Linked DNA regions of Mus musculus: region 2 is linked to region 1. The links are chromatin loops, found by intact Hi-C in ENCODE. Cell type or tissue: left cerebral cortex. All regions are shown on one strand. Links, peaks and the distances in the headings refer to the core of each region. The heading gives the core; the rest is flanking DNA.

Region 1 (9,469 bases), core at 613-8,612:
CCTAGTTTGAGTGCCTGCCCTGACACCCTTCAATAAAGAGCTATTATATAGAAATGTAAACTAAATAAACCCCTTTCCTTTAAACGGTGACTTTTGCAGTGATGTTTCACTGAAGCATTAGAGACCCCAATTAAGATAACTCAGAAATAAGAGTATAAGGTTCTTAGTCTTTCAGAATGATATTCTTAGGACTTGAAACTTATTACAATCTCATATAGCTTTTGAAAAGTGTTGCCTACATTTGAAAGACATGAAAAAGAACCTAAACTTGTGAGTTTTATGAAGTAAATATAGCACTTGTGAAGTGATGTCTTCTACATTATGTTCAAAAGGAAGTGCTATTTTCTTTCAATTTAAATTTGCATTTTCATGAACATCTATCATTCTCAGATGTATGCACAGTCTCTACAGTCTCTCTGTGTCTCTTTGTCTCTCTGTGTCTTTCTCTGTGTCTCCTCTGTCTTATTCTCGCTCTCTTTCTCTGTGTCTCTATATATGTGTGTATGCATGAGAGAGACAAAGAGACAGACAGAGAGAAACAGAGAGAAAGACAGAGAGACAGAGACAGAAAGACAGACACAAAGACAGTGGACAGAGAGGGGGAGAGAGGGAGTCAGAGAGAGAGAGAGAGGGAGAGCGAGAGAGCGAGCAAGCGAGAGAGAGAGAGAGAGAGAGAGAGAGAGAGAGAGAGAGAGAGAGAGAGAGAGAGAGAGAGATCTCCTGTCCAGGATTAAGAACAAACAAAATAGAAAACACGATTGAATGTGAACCATTGGGTAATCTGCTTGATGAATGAGTTTTACTCAATGCCTCAGTATAGGAGTGGCTATGATGATGGAAACCAATCCATGAGAAGTGGCACCATGTGAAGATGGTATAGTCATAGGATAATGAACTCGAGGATTCCAGCAGAGAGAATTAAGATCATTAGAGTTCGATTCAGTGTGAAGGATGAATGTGTCATTGGAAATTCTCTGGTTCTATTTATTTGACTAGGTATGCTAAGTAAAAGCTTCTGAAGATAAAATTTACTTTTTAAAGCAGAACTGTTCCTGTCTAAAGGAAACTGAGGGACAAAAATAATGAAGCAAAGGTATGGAAAGGTCATCCAGAGACTGCTCCACAGTGTGATCCAACTTGTCCGCAGACACCAAATGCAGGCACTATTGCTGATGCCAAAACATGCTTGCGGGCAGTAGCCTAGCATGGCTGTCCTCTGAGAGGCTCTTCCAGCGTCTGACTGAGACAGATGCCAATACTCACAGTCAACCATCGGCCTGAGCCCAGGGACCCCAATGGAAGAGTAAGGGGAAGGACTGAAAGATCTGAAGGGAATGGCAACCCCATTACAACAATATCAACTATTCTGGATCCTTCAAAGCACCCAGGGACTAAACCATCAACCTGAGAGTATACTTGGGTGGGTCCATGGCCACAGTTGCATATGTACCAGAGGACTACTTTATGTGAATTTAATAGGAGGGGAGGCCCTTGGTCCTGTGGCAGATTGTTGCCCCAATTAAAGAAGGTTGCTAGAGAGGTGAGGCTGTTGTGGGTGGGTGGGAAAGCACCCTCTTAGAGGCAAAGGGGAGGGGAGATAGCATGGGGGGTTTGCGGAGAGGAGACCAGGTTGGGGACAACATTTACAATGTAAATAAATAACATAACCAATAAAAAAGTTTTTTTGAATTTGTTTCTTTGTTCTCTGTGTGTTTGTTTCTTCCACTGTGTCTGTCTCTCTGTCTCTGTCTGTCTGTCTCTGTCTCTGTCTCTCTGTCTCTCTCTCTCTCTGTCTATCTCTCCAGTCATGTTTTATTGGTAACAAAAGTATTTTTTTTAATTTTTCTTCTTTTTTATTATATATTTTCTTTATTTACATTTCAAATGTTATCCCCTTTCCTGGTTTCCCCTCCCAAAATCCCCTATCTTATCCTCCTTCCCCTTGCTTCTATGAGGGTGTCCCCCATCCACCCATCCACTCCCTAAAGAATAAATTGGTCTTTGTAGCATAAGGGCTACCAGTACTTTCCTCTGCCTCTGCTTGGTTGACTTTGTTTGTTTGTTTTGTTCTGTTTTGTTTTTTAATAATTCTATTATAAGTGTCTTGGTCCCAGAAAAGGTGTTGTAGGGTTATTTCTATTAATCATCTTAGCCTGAATTCTTGAGAAGACAGGCCATATAGTTCTTGCTGGAATCTTTTTTTTTTTTTTAATGGGATGAATTTAAAATTCAAAATATTTATTATCACATAGAAAATAATTATTTTAAACAGAAAACTCTAAGTAAAATATGTTACTTACAATTAAATTGAAAGTAGCAGATAGAATAATAACTATTTTAAGTAAAACCTTACTATTTTTAAAAAGAGATGTGCTAGCATTTCATTTTGTTAGAAAAGTCTTGCATGTATATTTATGTTACATAATCCCTAGTTTGTTTAGATTAATCTGTTTACATTATGCTCTAATACATATAGTATTATATTTTATATTTTGAATTGCCATCTTCAAATGAATTTTATTGGTAACAATATCTCTCATTTTGATAACGTTCTTAAAGAAATATTATTTATATATATAAATTAAACTGATGTTTTTTGTTATTGAAATAATGTTTAATCATACAGCTAAATGAAAAAAAAATATCATTTGGGTTTTTATTGGAGATCATTCGAAGATAGAAATAGAATAGAGTAAATTATCCTTCATTCTACCAAATAATAGAATGAACTTTAATGAAATTAAGTGATTTTAATTGAATCACAGTTATGCAAGGGCATTAATGAATAAAAGAATAAAATGAAGAGGGCACATGATAAAGCTTTCAATGAAACTTTAGTTGCAATTGGATAATGACTCAAAGGTTAGGTTAAATTGCTTGTTATAAAAGCATGAAGAATGGAGTACAAATTCTTAAAAAGAAATGGTAATGCTGGTTGGGGAGTTTACATGTTCATCCAGTCTTATATAGATGTGGCAGGAGATCCTAAGAGGATATCAGCTAGCAGGATTTACCCATGCTAGCAAGCTCTGTCTTTGATTGAGAGATCCTGCCTCAACAAATAAGGCCAAGGAGTGATGGAGAATAATTCCTAAGAGCAACTGTTGGCCTCTTTATGAATTCCATACATAAGTGAGCACTGTACGCATCGCTTCTAACACGTACAAGCATCAAAATGCATCGTACATGTGTAATGCACACAGGACAAAGTGGGAAACACAAAAAAAGAGATCTGAAACTGCCAAGAAAAATGTTTGACAATTGCTCTGGATTAGATCATACTTTTACTAGTGATAAAATAATCTATTAGAAACAGTATGTGCTAATCAATGTCTCAGGTGAACATTTCATCTTTTAAATTATTTATTGCTTAATTTATTTATGGTTTCTCCATGAGTTAGACACAGGCAAGAGACCAGTGAGTCAATGGCCAGCACACACCTATGTGAATTTGGATATTGTAGGTAGAGTCAGCAAGACAAGCAAAATGTCTAGGATCCACTATGAGCTGGCTCCCCATGAGGGTGGTTTCATTTGTTACCTGTTCTTTTTCTATCCTAAAGAAGAGAACACAGAAGATAGAGTGGGGTTGTCTCTCTCGGGAGCACACATTTTGATTAAACTCACCTCTCAATTCCTCCTTTCCAATTCTTCTATCTCTTGAAACTTCTTCCACACAGCCCTTTTGTTTAATTTTTGAACCCACTGATTCATTGTGGTGCTTTTGTGACCATGTATGAAAGGCAATTATCTGGAACCTAATCGACGGCTGGAAAATTTGCTCCCCTATGTGTTTACAAAGAAGAACTTAGGACGCAGTTTAGTTCTATGCCCATTTAAGAGAATAATACTTGCCTTTCCCCAATGACGGAGTTACCTGTAGGTTTGATCAAATTAAGTCACAGGTTATAACTTCCATCTTGTGACAATGCTTTAAATTCAAGCAGAAAGTAGCTGGTTATTTGCCTAACATTTTTAGAAATATTTCATCAGTCGGCATGCCACACCATGCTTAACAATTACATGCTTTTTAAATATTTGGAATAGGAATTGAAAAAAAATGTACTGACAGAACACACTGACATTCTAATATCTCATATTTGATATTGCTACCTCAGGTAGACAAATATAAAGTTCTGATGGCTGTTGTTGACGTAATGATGTAATAGAAACCCGTGACTTTAAAGACTGCAGCATAGCCAGACGAAACCACACCCTACATCAATTCAGCAATAATTGTCTAATGAGAACATACACCATTGCTGGTAGACTGATAAACCCTTGATGCTCTTCTGACAACAGCATCCTACCAACAGTGGCACCCCCCTTTATACTAGAAACACAGCATGTGAAGCACCATAAAACATCCTAACAATTTGTCCTGTTTAATACTCTGTCAAGTCCAATTCATGAAATCTGTATGTGGACTAAGAGACCAATCCGGACAATACCAATGTCCACCTTTTAGAAGAAATATGAGAATTAAGATTAAGAATGGAAGGCAAGTGCAAAAGTGTTATGAATATCTTTTCATCAAGTTATCTCTGATGAAAGTATATATGTTTATATTCATGATTATACTTATATGTAACTGGGTTTCTAAGTAGATGGATAAATCTTTCTTTGAACATATTTCTAACAATATAGAATGGTGATATATTTTTCTGTGGCAGGAACGGAACTAGGAATTCTATGATTGCTGGCAAATAAAGGAGGCTGTGAAAAATAAAGTAACTTTATTAATTTGTCAAAGAAATGGGAATTGAAAGGCTGATAAAAAAATCGAAAAGAGCTAAATATAATTGCAATAAAATATCTATATCTTTGTCATATTTATGTGTGCATTTAAAATTATGCAAATTCATGGAGATACAGCTATATAAAAAGCCAAAAATATGGTGGTGTGATGTGGAGGCCTGGAAACTAAAGGAGCAGCTTTGCCTACTTCACAGTTTGCACTGGGCCGTGTTTAGCATGTGCTTGCTTTGGAAGACTCCAGGAAGCTCACAAGAACAAAAATAATTTCCCACTGAACATTTTTTTTTATAGCCAAATGTCTTCAAAGTGCCTGATAAATGATTTAAAGAAACTCTGTTCATTTTCTTATGTAAGTAAAAGAAATACTGTTATTGCTTGCTCTCCCAATTAGAATTATTAAGACACAGAAGCAAACGTTATCAAGCACAAAGCAGTTGTAAGTTATTGTACGGCCCTGCTTTTATTTAGACCATAGAATGGGCCAGGGACTTGAATGCAATCTTACTCCTGGAATCCTGGCTGGAATCATACAAGCAAATAGTGTTTATGTCAGACTTTTATTGCATAAGAAAACTGATCTTCTTTTCTTTGCTATCCAGAAAACCAGCAGTGCCTTAGATGGTTAACTTAGACTATAATTTAGTATAGAACAAAGCCTAGTGCACTAGATTCTAGGCTTGTCTTGCCTGGTGCACAGCTATGCCTTGTAAGGCTAAAATTTCAGTATGGCAATGTGGTATTTCTCATCTTCAGCTCATGGCCCTCTTTCACATAGGAACAGAACAAGAAATAAAAGTTATTCACATTTTAAGGGTGATGGCTTTTCCTTTGTGAAGGATTTCCTTCTCCAATGACAGTTTTCAACATGGCTGCTTGTATTTTTTTTTTTTTTCCGAGACAGGGTTTCTCTGTGTAGCCCTGTCTGTCCTGAAACTGATTCTGTAGACCAGGCAGGCTGTCCTCGAACTCAGAAATCCACCTGCCTCTGTCTCCCAAGTGCTAGGATTAGAGGCGTGTGCCACCACTGCTCAGCTGGCTGCTTGCATTCTTGTGCCAACAAATAAGCAGTCTTAGTTGCTTTTCTGAAATGTCTTAAAGAGGTATCTTGGGTCTCTAAGGGATATTTTAGAATGTAGTTTTGTTTCTGTTAAGGTGGCTATCTATAACACAATATATTGGTGATTTAATTATCTGAACAGTCGTTATAATTTCAAATCTAACAATCTGCTACACATAGTGTTTCATAAAACTTGATTTGTGTGTGTCTGTGTGTGTGCATGTATGCGAGCACATGTGTGTGTGTATGTGTGTGTGTGTACAATTTTTAAAACACTACTGAAAATATTTTCCTGTTGTTATTTCTTGGAATACTCATAAATCTCATGACAAAGTTATATGGATTTCTGAAATTAATTTCGCTCCTTTGGTTTATATATTTTTATATCAGTATTATGCTATTTTTATTGATACAGCTTCATTGTAGACTTTGAAAGTAGATAGATTCAGCAAAGCAAAGTCTAAATTTCTTTTAGAATGATCTATGTAGTTTTTGTAAATGTGCGTTTGCAAGGAGGCAAGCAAATTTTCATAGCAATCTAAAAAATTACACAATAATTGAAATAATTACTAAAATGAAGAAACTACTTAAGACATGGAAAATATCTACAAAATATATATTTAATAAGGAATTAGTATATGAGATATTTAAAGAACTAGAATTATTTGTAAACTAATTTAAACAGTACAAATATATTGGGATAGATATTTATTGGAAAATGTAAACAAATGGCAAACATATAATAGAAAAATGCTTATCAATTGCTTATTAAGAAATGAAAATTAAGGCAACAGTGAGTTACTTTCTCTAACAATATGACATCCCCTTTAAGGACTGTCTATTATTAAAAAATGTAAAAATAAAAGCACCAGTGAAAAGATGGATGGAAAATATGTTTCTGTGCTTGTGTGTGTGTATGTGTGTATATGTGTGTGTGTGTGTGTGTGTGTGTATAAAGTGCAATCGTGGATATTATTATGGAACAGAAAAACTGAAAATACAACTCCACAAAACATCTGAGGTTTTTGAAAATATTTATATCCATTATGAGAGATCACTGTATTGTGTGAAAGAGTTCAGATACAGAAAGAAAAGTGCCTGGTGCTTATTATCATGAATGGCATTTTCAAACATCGTTCTAAGAGACAAGTAAGAGTACAAAACTGAAAATATTTGACAAAGATATTCGAAATTGAAATAAATAAAATCATGAGGTTTGATGTGCTAGCACACAGCAGGGTGACTGTTATTGACAATCATGAAGTACATCCTCAGAAAAGTGAGATGAAATACTTTTAAAGTCTCTTAAGGAATTTAGGAGTCCAAAATGAAGAATGAGCCAGAACTCATTTTTTTGTTCACAATTACACCTGATAATTTAAAGGATTATGCAAAAGTCTGTCTAGATCTGTCCATAAGATATTTTGAGCAACTAGAAAAGATCAGAGGTGAAAAAATTATGCTAATGCACGTGAAAATGGCCAAATGTTAATTGCAGAGTATGCCAACCGTTCACTGATAAAGCAGAAAAGTACAGTGATCTTGCACAAAATTAGAGATATTAGAAAGCATTTGCAGCAGCCTAACAAGTGCTTGAAGGTATCAGAGAATGGTGTGTATGTAAAGATAGCCACATGGAGTCGGGAAAACGAATTCACTCACTCACTGTAGTGCTCCAGACTTAGCCTGGGACAATGTGCATCCTGACAAATAACACTAACACTGACATGTGTTGTTAAAATTTTGGTTTATTTTCAACTGGGTTTTTCTATTAATCTGAACATATGACTCATATTTTTATATTTTTCTTCAGTTATATTACATATTTTCTCAAACTCCACAGTCTATCTTCAGCATATCATTTTAATGTCTGTGCACACTCTTGTTAATTCATATTCTCTCCATTGTTTCTTTTTAAATTTATTATCTTTGATTTTGGTTTAATATTTAATAAACTTTGCCAAAAGTATTATTGAGGAAAAATTTTTGTTAGAAACTTTTATTATTTTCAGTAAGTATTTATATATATAAGGTAGATTAGTTATTGAGTCGGATGTTAGTGACACACACATTTATATACATATATACAGTCACAGCTTACAAGTATCTCTGAAGATAATGATGCTTCGAGTTATAAATCCCTCTGTATCTACCTTCCAAATGCTGTGATCATACCCATGTATTATGTCTCAAATATGTTAGAGATAATTTGAAAAATAATTACTAATTCAGAATGAAAAATATTGTTTGGTAGTAATGCTGTCCTGCAATTTTTCCAGTGTTGTACATATAAGATTTAAGAGTATAGAGGAAGATGTGTTTGTGAAGGAGAGGGAAATAGATTTTTACCACAATTTCAAAAACTAATTAAAAAGATATTTTAAATGCTGTTACATTATACAATATTTCATATTAAAATATTCAATACAGGTGTTTTGTAAAAGCTAAATAGATGTTATAAATTTATTAAATGAGAGGTATATATAAAAATAATAGAAAATTTTGTAAGATATTTGATCTTTACCACGCATGAAAACAGAAAAAAAAGAAAGTATTGAACAGATACAAAATTATCATCTCATCCTATATCAGTACCACTAGTTTTTCCTCAGATGTTTGTTCATAATATTCTCTTTCTAGAATTAATAGTCATTGCCTTCCTTATGAGAATGGCTGTATATTGGCAATAGACAATGAAGATGGAAACTTCATAGAATTCCTCACAGAATGTGATCTATAGAAGGTCACCAGAAGTGATGGAGATCTCAACTGCTCTCTCCCTTCCAGCAGTATGTAATTATATCCCAGCTGTTTGTAATTATGTAGTCTCAGGAGTTGCCAGATTATACACAGTGATAATAGAAGACAAGGATTTTATTGGTTACACTTGTGTAGGTAGATATCACTGACCTGTGCTGGAGATCTTCCTAAACTACAAAATAAAAATGTATTCACAGAAACAAACAAGTAAGACTATTAATATTTAGTTGCTAATTTTGATAAGATTAAGAAGTGAATGACTGGGTCGGGGAACACTCTCTTAGAGGCAAAGGGGAGGCAGATGGGGTGGAGGAGTTCACGGAGTGGAGACCTGGAAGGGGGATGGCATTTTAAATGTGAACAAATAATATTATTAATTTAAAAAGAGTGAAAAAGACCTGAATTACTATTAGAAAAGAAATATTCCCTCTTTTACTTAATTTAATGTCATAAAAGCCTAGATTATGTATCCATCCTCTGGTCAAGATTTTGGAATGCAAAAGGAGAAACAGTACTTGAAAAAGAAATGGATTTGCTGTGAAAGAGAAAGCAGAAGAAAAACTTCAGAATGGAAAGCTAATTGAATTTCAAACTAAGAATATAGTGTATGTCTTTAAATTCAGCAACAGAAATTAGAAACAGCCAAGGTTATTAAAAATCATTTTAATTACAATGACCCATACTAGTGAACATAAAAAGAGGAAGCCATCTTTTATAGAAGATGAAGTAATTCCTAGTAAATATATTTATTTTCTAGTTTCTTCCTTGCCAATGAACAATATTCTAGATTTTAAAAATTTCCATTGCTTTGCTTTTTGTTTGTGAAGGGATTGAAGAGAGAACACCAGACAATACTCAATGAATAAATGCAACTCAGCTAATAAATGTGTTGTA
Region 2 (9,469 bases), core at 876-8,875, 400 kb before region 1:
TCCTGAAGAAATCCAAAACACCATCAGATCCTTCTACAAAAGGCTATACTCAACAAAACTGGAAAACCTGGACGAAATGGACAAATTTCTGGACAGATACCAGGTACCAAAGTTGAATCAGGATCAAGTTGACCATCTAAACAGTCCCATATCACCTAAAGAAATAGAAGCAGTTATTAATAGTCTCCCAACCAAAAAAAGCCCAGGACCAGATGGGTTTAGTGCAGAGTTCTATCAGACCTTCAAAGAAGATCTAATTCCAATTCTGCACAAACTATTTCACAAAATAGAAGTAGAAGGTACTCTACCCAACTCATTTTATGAAGCCACTATTACTCTGACACCTAAACCACAGAAAGATCCAACAAAGATAGAGAACTTCAGACCAATTTCTCTTATGAATATCGATGCAAAAATCCTCAATAAAATTCTCGCTAACCGAATCCAAGAACACATTAAAGCAATCATCCATCCTGACCAAGTAGGTTTTATTCCAGGGATGCAGGGATGGTTTAATATACGAAAATCCATCAATGTAATCCATTATATAAACAAACTTAAAGACAAAAACCACATGATCATCTCGTTAGATGCAGAAAAAGCATTTGACAAGATCCAACACCCATTCATGATAAAAGTTTTGGAAAGATCAGGAATTCAAGGCCCATACCTAAACATGATAAAAGCAATCTACAGCAAACCAGTAGCCAACATCAAAGTAAATGGAGAGAAGCTGGAAGCAATCCCACTAAAATCAGGGACTAGACAAGGCTGCCCACTTTCTCCCTACCTTTTCAACATAGTACTTGAAGTATTAGCCAGAGCAATTCGACAACAAAAGGAGATCAAGGGGATACAAATTGGAAAAGAGGAAGTCAAAATATCACTTTTTGCAGATGATATGATAGTATATATAAGTGACCCTAAAAATTCTACCAGAGAACTCCTAAACCTGATAAACAGCTTCGGTGAAGTAGCTGGATATAAAATAAACTCAAACAAGTCAATGGCCTTTCTCTATACAAAGAATAAACAGGCTGAGAAAGAAATTAGGGAAACAACACCCTTCTCAATAGTCACAAATAATATAAAATATCTTGGCGTGACTCTAACTAAGGAGGTGAACGATCTGTATGATAATAACTTCAAATCTCTGAAGAAAGAAATTAAAGAAGATCTCAGAAGATGGAAAGATCTCCCATGCTCATGGATTGGCAGGATCAACATTGTAAAAATGGCTATCTTGCCAAAAGCAATCTACAGATTCAATGCAATCCCCATCAAAATTCCAACTCAATTCTTCAACGAATTGGAAGGAGCAATTTGCAAATTTGTCTGGAATAACAAAAAACCTAGGATAGCAAAAAGTCTTCTCAAGGATAAAAGAACTTCTGGCGGAATCACCATGCCAGACCTAAAGCTTTACTACAGAGCAATTGTGATAAAAACTGCATGGTACTGGTATAGAGACAGACAAATAGACCAATGGAATAGAATTGAAGATCCAGAAATGAACCCACACACCTATGGTCACTTGATCTTCGACAAGGGAGCTAAAACCATCCAGTGGAAGAAAGACAGCATTTTCAACAAGTGGTGCTGGCACAACTGGTTGTTATCGTGTAGAAGAATGCGAATCGATCCATACTTATCTCCTTGTACTAAGGTCAAATCTAAGTGGATCAAGGAACTTCACATAAAACCAGAGTCACTGAAACTTATAGAGGAGAAAGTGGGGAAAAGCCTTGAAGATATGGGCACAGGGGAAAAATTCCTGAACAGAACAGCAATGGCTTGTGCTGTAAGATCGAGAATCGACAAATGGGACCTAATGAAACTCCAAAGTTTCTGCAAGGCAAAAGACACCGTCAATAAGACAAAAATACCACCAACAGATTGGGAAAGGATCTTTACCTATCCTAAATCAGATAGGGGACTAATATCCAACATATATAAAGAACTCAAGAAGGTGGACTTCAGAAAATCAAATAACCCCATTAAAAAATGGGGCTCAGAACTGAACAAAGAATTCTCACCTGAGGAATACCGAATGGCAGAGAAGCACTTGAAAAAATGTTCAACATCCTTAATCATCAGGGAAATGCAAATCAAAACAACCCTGAGATTCCACCTCACACCAGTCAGAATGGCTAAGATCAAAAATTCAGGTGACAGCAGATGCTGGCGAGGATGTGGAGAAAGAGGAACACTCCTCCATTGTTGGTGGGAGTGCAGGCTTGTACAACCACTCTGGAAATCAGTCTGGCGGTTCCTCAGAAAACTGGACATAGTACTACCGGGGGATCCAGCAATACCTCTCCTGGGCATATATCCAGAAGATGCCCCAACAGGTAAGAAGGACACATGCTCCACTATGTTCATAGCAGCCTTATTTATAATAGCCAGAAGCTGGAAAGAACCTAGATGCCCCTCAACAGAGGAATGGATACAGAAAATGTGGTACATCTACACAATGGAGTACTACTCAGCTATTAAAAAGAATGAATTTATGAAATTCCTAGCCAAATGGATGGACCTGGAGGGCATCATCCTGAGTGAGGTAACACATTCACAAAGAAACTCACACAATATGTATTCACTGATAAGTGGATATTAGCCCCAAACCTAGGATACCCAAGATATAAGATATAATTTGCTAAACACATGAAACTCAAGGAGAATGAAGACTGAAGTGTGGACACTATGCCCCTCCTTAGATTTGGGAACAAAACACCCATGGAAGGAGTTACAGAGACAGAGTTTGGAGCTGAGATGAAAGGATGGACCATGTAGAGACTGCCATAGCCAGGGATCCACCCCATAATCAGCATCCAAACGCTGACACCATTGCATACACTAGCAAGATTTTATTGAAAGGACGCAGATGTAGCTGTCTCTTGTGAGACTATGCCGGGGCCCAGCAAACACAGAAGTGGATGCTCACAGTCAGCTAATGGATGGATCATAGGGCTCCCAATGGAGGAGCTAGAGAAAGTAGCCAAGGAGCTAAAGGGATCTGCAACCCTATAGGTGGAACAACATTATGAGCTAACCAGTACCCCGGAGCTCTTGACTCTAGCTGCATATATATCAAAAGATGGCCTAGTCGGCCATCACTGGAAAGAGAGGCCCATTGGACTTGCAAACTTTATATGCCCCAGTACAGGGGAATACCAGGGCCAAAAAGGGGGAGTGGGTGGGCAGGGGAGTGGGGGTGGGTGGATATGGGGGACTTTTGGTATAGCATTGGAAATGTAAATGAGTTAAATACCTAATAAAAAATGGAAAAAAAAAATAAACGAATGTCTGTAGCCTCAGACATCTATTTTGTATCTTTTAATGTTTCTTAACCTTCAGAGAACTAAAGCCAATAGAGGTTTCGATTGTGATTAACCTTTGGTATTAAGGCTATTTAGTGGTTACTTTAACTGGTATTCATTAATGAACACTAGAAGTTTCTTTATATCAGCAAAAACACCATTGCACATGTTCATATTTTCAATAGAGCAGCACTTAATTGCTTTATTTGTCTTTTCTTTGCATTCGCACAAGGTATTCCAACACAAATGTTGGACATTATTCAGTTTGCCCTTTTAAAGGGCAGTCATGACTTTCTCAATAAGCTTAATCACTTCTAGTTTTTTCTTAGTTCTTAACTGAGTACTTATTTCAGTTTTATTCACTTGAGCACTAAGAATCTGTTCTGAGGATTGTTAGTCAGCATTTTGGGCATCTTTTTAATGGTATAGCTCTGAAGGAGAAATAAATCATTAAAATATTAAGTTAAAAAATGGGAATGGGTGGGTAGGGAAGTGGGGGGAGGGTATGAAGGACTTTTGGGATAGCATTGGAAATGTAGTTGAGGAAAATATGTAATAAAAAAATAAAAAAACTCATTAAAGATAAGCAAACATCATAGGGCCTCAAATTATTTAAGCTGACTAAGCAAACTTTACATCTTTTTACAGGTCTGTGAAACAGATGACATAATAATGAAAGAGATGCAAATAATGTGAAGAATATACAAATATGATAGAGAAGAGAAAAGAAAACAAAACTGCCCTACCCTAAAGCCATCATATTCTGTGGGGGAAAACTGCCACCTTGCACTTTTCTTAGTTTAGGATTGGCAGAGAACCTTGATCAGTGTAACATGAAAGAGAAGTCTACGAAAGTAAGGAATTCCTGCAGTCTTTGGCCTGTTGATCCATAGCTCCTTTCTTATCACCATGTTATAGTTCTCTGAAGTTCTGAATGTGAGGGATTTTAATTCAGGTGTTCACTCACATCTTAAATAGTCAGATATGGATTGCATCTTTAGTTTCTCAGAAGCTGATAACTTACTTGTTTGTTGTTTGTTTTTATGTTGTTGTTGTCCTTTGGCTGTGTCCTCTGGATGAATTCTTTCACATGTAGTGAAGACACCTTGATAAAAAGCCCACAAATTTCTACTTTTGTCTTCCAAATCAGAGCCACCTTTCAGTGTCCTTTTCTACCCAGTGTATTAGCATTTCTTCCCTGATGTTTTCTGCTGGGACTCTGCTTTTTTTGTCCTCCAACTGCCCACAAGTTCTTGCTTTCATTTCCTTGGAGACTGTCTATCTTAATGTCTGAGTTCTAAAGCCACTTCAAAGAAGCATACCTGTGAATGCCCACGTTTGGAGGAATACAACACACCTGCACCATTTGTAGCTACCTTTTGCAAGACACTGGTATCATTCAGAACACTTCCCTGGCTAGTATTGGAATTCCCTGTTAACATTTAAAATATAATTACATTTAAATCTTTCAGTAGGCTGCTCTTCTTGGCTGGTTAAGAGGTCCAGCCTGCTGCTTTCCCGACACTTAGTCATGCTATCCATATTTTTAGGAAACTTGTGAGAACTAATTTTCAGTGGGATTGCTTCCTGTGGAAGCAAACACTCCTCTTCTGGGGATTGCCTGTAGAAATATCTTCACGTTTAAAGGGCTTTGATCCACTATTTATATGAGTGTGTTTGCTAAGTGCTCCCAGCACATACATAGTGTACATCTGTATCCAACTCCCACACTGAAAAAAGGAGGATATTTTTGCCCAGTGAAGATGAATTTTGGCTAGATCAACATTAAAGTTGATCATTAAAGTACCACTTTGGCTCTCATACTCACAGACTGTTATCGAGTAAAACCTTTCTTGCCAAACTCGTTTTGAACTCTCTTTTGCTTTCACATATTTAGAAAATGTCATCTTGGTTATGAGTTTAATAACCTATGTAACATTTTTGTCTTTCTTGGCAATGTTTGCTAATATTTTTATTACTGTTACAATGATATTAAAGGAGTATCATTGCCCTTTCTGTTTTGTAATCTATAGTAAGCAGAAGTGTTGGTAAGAATTTTATCTAAAATCCAACATTCTAATATAGTTCTTAGGAAGATCAACTCCCCAAATTTAAGTAGTTCACCTATTTCTCATTTATATTTGATGCATGTACTGAGATGTAAGAAAAAAAAAGTATATGATAAAAACATATAGAAATCCCAGCATGGGGGCACACGCCTTTAATCCCAGCACTTGGGAGGCAGAGGCAGGCAGATTTCTGAGTTCTAGGCCACCCTGGTCTACAAAGTGAGTTCCAGAACAGCCAGGGCTACACAGAGAAACCCTGTCTTGAAAAAAAAAAAAAAAACAAACAGAACAAACAAAAACAAACATATAGGAAATGATGCGTACTTAGACAGATAGCAGCTTTATCATTTCATGTCAGCAATAACTCTGGAGGCTTCAATGCCATAAAATTGACAGCCAGAAATCTACCAAGGCTTCTTGGTACTTTGTGTCAACAATTAAAGATGGCAATTCATAGGGAAAAAAATGAAATTGATTTTCAGAAGGGAATTTTATAAAAGTTATAAATTTAAGGAAAATTTAAAAAGTAAAAAAAGAAAACAAAAAGATGACCAATCTGTTCTCCTTTAGAATAGAGGCAGATCTCAAGAAAAGTTTGCTATTGAGGACTCCAATTTAGGAGTTAAAGAAAACTTCGCTGGATTGAGGCCTGTGGTCAGCTTATCAGTCTAATCTAAAAGACTTGAGTGTTCCTGTTACTCCCTCTCCAGGCATCTTGATTGGAGTTTTAGACACATCCTCTAGCACCCATGTAGTATCTGGTCTCTCTTAGATTGCAGGCAGTTGTTCTAACTAGGACCATAGGTAAAAGAAAGATAAACATACAAACAACCAAAGCCAAGAAACCAGATCATGAATGACATTACAGTTCTTCCTATCATGTTTGCTGTGTTTATATTTAAACAAAAACAAAAATGCTGATGAGTTATCTGGATTCAGGTCAAGACAGATTTGGTTATCATTATTAAGAAGTGTAACTGTTTTTGAGTCTCTTATTCTAAGATGTTTAACCGGTTCAGCTCTTTGTCCTCATCAAGAACTCTACTACATAATGATACTAATAAAATGAATATCAATTTTCATAAGTGTTTTAAATGTTGGGAAAACAGTTGGGCATGCCTTAACGTGCCTGACAGTATGATCTGCAACTTGATGGAAGTTCGGTATCAAATATCTTCAGAGGAAAGATATTACTCGTTTTAACTAACAAATACTCATTTTCATGGTTTTTGTTTATTGTCCACTGTTATCAAGTAAAATAAATAGTATTCTATTTATAAAAGTGATAAACTTTGCAGAATATTAAAGTAAGACTGTTATGGGATTAGTTAACCACTTTCTAGTTTGATCTAAGGCCTGTTCAATGAGATGGAACACATAATTGGTACAGGCAAAGGGGTCAAAGACTGGTAGCTAGATAAGTCATAGGCCCTAGGGAAGAAACCAATACTAGCATTCTGTCAAATTGGCACAGAATTTAAATCCCTCCTAAGGCATGGTTTTATGCTCACAGACTTTGGTATTTTCCAGACCTCATTAGGTTAGTTTACCCTTGCAGCAGATGACCATTAATGCAGACGATTCTCCCCTCAACTGATAAAAAAGACAGCTAAAGAGAGACTGTGGAGGATTCAACCCTAAATGGGCAGTGTACATGACACTCCTTCCCACAAAACTTAAAGATCTTTGCCAAAGAAAGTGGAGCTTGTAATATTAGTTATATAAATGTATGTTTATGTGTATGTGTGTAGTATGCATGCATACATATTGGAGTGAATATATTAACTATAGCTCTATGCTTTCTTGTTAAGTTTTCATGAAGAAATGGGAACTTATGTTGAGAGACTGAACGTGAAATGCTGTGCTATGATCTGAGAATGCTCCTAAATTTATGGAATCCCTGTTAAGTTGTATATAAATTGGTTTGCAGAAGGTATCCTTATATTTGGCAATGACTCCTTTTATTTTGCAATCAAAGTTCTGTGACTCTACCAAATAAATTCCTTCAGTGATATCATACAATTTGGCATTCTGCTCCCAGGCCTTGAGAAATTTAACTCATATGAGCATAGATTGAAAAAGATCATATTCAAACGTGGTTCACTAAAGTTCTGTTTCTTGTAGGTTTAGAAATTAACTTATAAAACTTGGCTTTTAATAAAACGAAGTTTTAAAAAAATCTCTTAGAAATTTGCAATCCTAATGAAAAGAAATGTAAAAACAGGCTTCAGTTTTTCATTATATAAGGACTTAGAAATTATGGTATCCTAGTTTTGAAAAGCATTTACAGCAGTGCTGATTAAGAAACTAAGACAGTAGTAATTTTTTATTGATTTCATTTAAATCATTGATTCATGTCTTTTCATGTCTTTTGTCCTTTGTGTATATATTTGTGCATGTATGGTGTAGTGGAAACAAAATAAGATAAAGAAGTTAGCATATGAAGAAAGTTAAATATTTTTAAACAATGGGCATTATCAGCAGTATTCTGTCATACAAATGTTATGTATAAGGAAAGCATATATAACCATTACAATATCATGCATGTTAACCATATGCATAAAATAACAACTTCATGATACATTGTGGTAATTTGGGTGTTGAACCCAGGGCCTAGTATAAACTAGGAAATTGGCTCACTCTGTGAGCCATAATTATAGCTCACATATCAATTTTCACTCACCAACATAAATCTTTTTAGAGAGTTAATTTAGCTGTGGAATAAGCAGAACAAAATTTCATAATAACAAAAATGCATTCCTTTCATTTGCTATTTAGAATTGTAGGAAAAAAACAATTTATTCACAATTAAATAGCTAATACATTTTTACTCAGTAACTTATGCCAAGCCTAATAGGGCATTTAGAATACATAAGATAATATATTCAGTATAGAAAACGCATTTAGGCTTAACATAAATAGGAAAAACTATGGTAGCCGAAATGAATCATGTTGTTTAAAGCATTGAAAAATTACACATAGTATGGATGATTTAGTTTTCTTAATATAATTTTCTACACTGGTAAAAGCAGACCAGTATTTTTCCACATAGAAAGAATCATAAATAAAAATTATATTACTATAATTTTTCAAGCGATTCATGCTTGATCCATTCTAAAAAGTTTAAATAACAATAGGCATTCTTAATAGAGATTCTATTTCTTGATTTTGTGCCATAAAATGGTTAAGATGTTTTAAACTATAAAGCATGTGTTCATGTAATGCAATTATGTATAACCTTCTTATTATGAAAACTTATGTGCTTGAATAAGAGTATAGTATTCTAATTTTTAAAATATTTTTTATTATTACGTATTTTCCTCAATTACATTTAGAATGCTATCCCAAAAGTCCCCCATACCCTTCCCCTCCACTTCCCTACCCACCCATTCCTATTTTTTGGCCCTGGCATTCCCCTGTACTGGGGCACATGCTCCACTATGTTCATAGCAGTCTTAGTATTCTAATTTTTAAAGAAATAATATTATGTCAATTTTGTATTGCAGTAAGGCAAACACAGAGATTCATGCATGGTTGAAAATGCTGAACAACACTCATCGATCCAGATGTTCTTTAGGACTAAATAATTACAGTACAGACCTAAGGGCACCATGAAGACAACTCATGATGAACAAATAACTTCTTTTCTCTGTACCTCTCTCCTCCAACTCCTGTTTTGATGGCTTCCTAAACTACTAAGTGCAATTAGAAATAAAAGTAGCTCTGTATACACTGAAAGGCACTGGGAACAAAGTTCTCATAGCCCTGAAACCCAAGAAGAACCATACTTTTTAGTGTTGTGAAAAATTATTATTATCTGTGGTGAAATGCCTGTTAGAAAGGTAAAAATCTATTTTCTCTTCATGCCAATAAATGTGTACAACAGAGCTTTATTATAATCATTCTGTATTAAACGCTTATATCACTGTTCCTTTCCCTTTGAACTCATTCTGTAGGCAAGAACCTGAAATTTACTTACAGTGCTGTTTTACTTAAATAATATAATTCAGGAAACATACATATACTCATTCAAATATTCCCTCTACCACATTAAGATGTTCCATTACATTATCATTGTTT

Evidence for each region. Peaks named below come from ENCODE experiments on the same cell type or tissue, not always from the same donor. Only the 100,000 strongest peaks of a DNase experiment are listed, where the experiment ranks them.
Region 2: it touches region 1 in a loop (5-fold over the local background); 2 of 42 quality-filtered maps call a loop at or near these places.

The regions. Positions count from the first base shown.
Region 1 is chr15:20,080,214-20,089,682 of GRCm38, forward strand. No RefSeq gene overlaps it. Among named protein-coding and RNA genes, the nearest start is that of Gm25976, 100 kb to the right of the region's middle. In left cerebral cortex, for the core only: no CTCF peak of the experiment used is centred there; DNase peaks (open chromatin) are centred at 4,366 and 4,957; H3K27ac peaks cover 973 bases.
Region 2 is chr15:19,682,536-19,692,004 of GRCm38, forward strand. No RefSeq gene overlaps it. Among named protein-coding and RNA genes, the nearest start is that of Gm25976, 500 kb to the right of the region's middle. In left cerebral cortex, for the core only: no CTCF peak of the experiment used is centred there; a DNase peak (open chromatin) is centred at 4,894.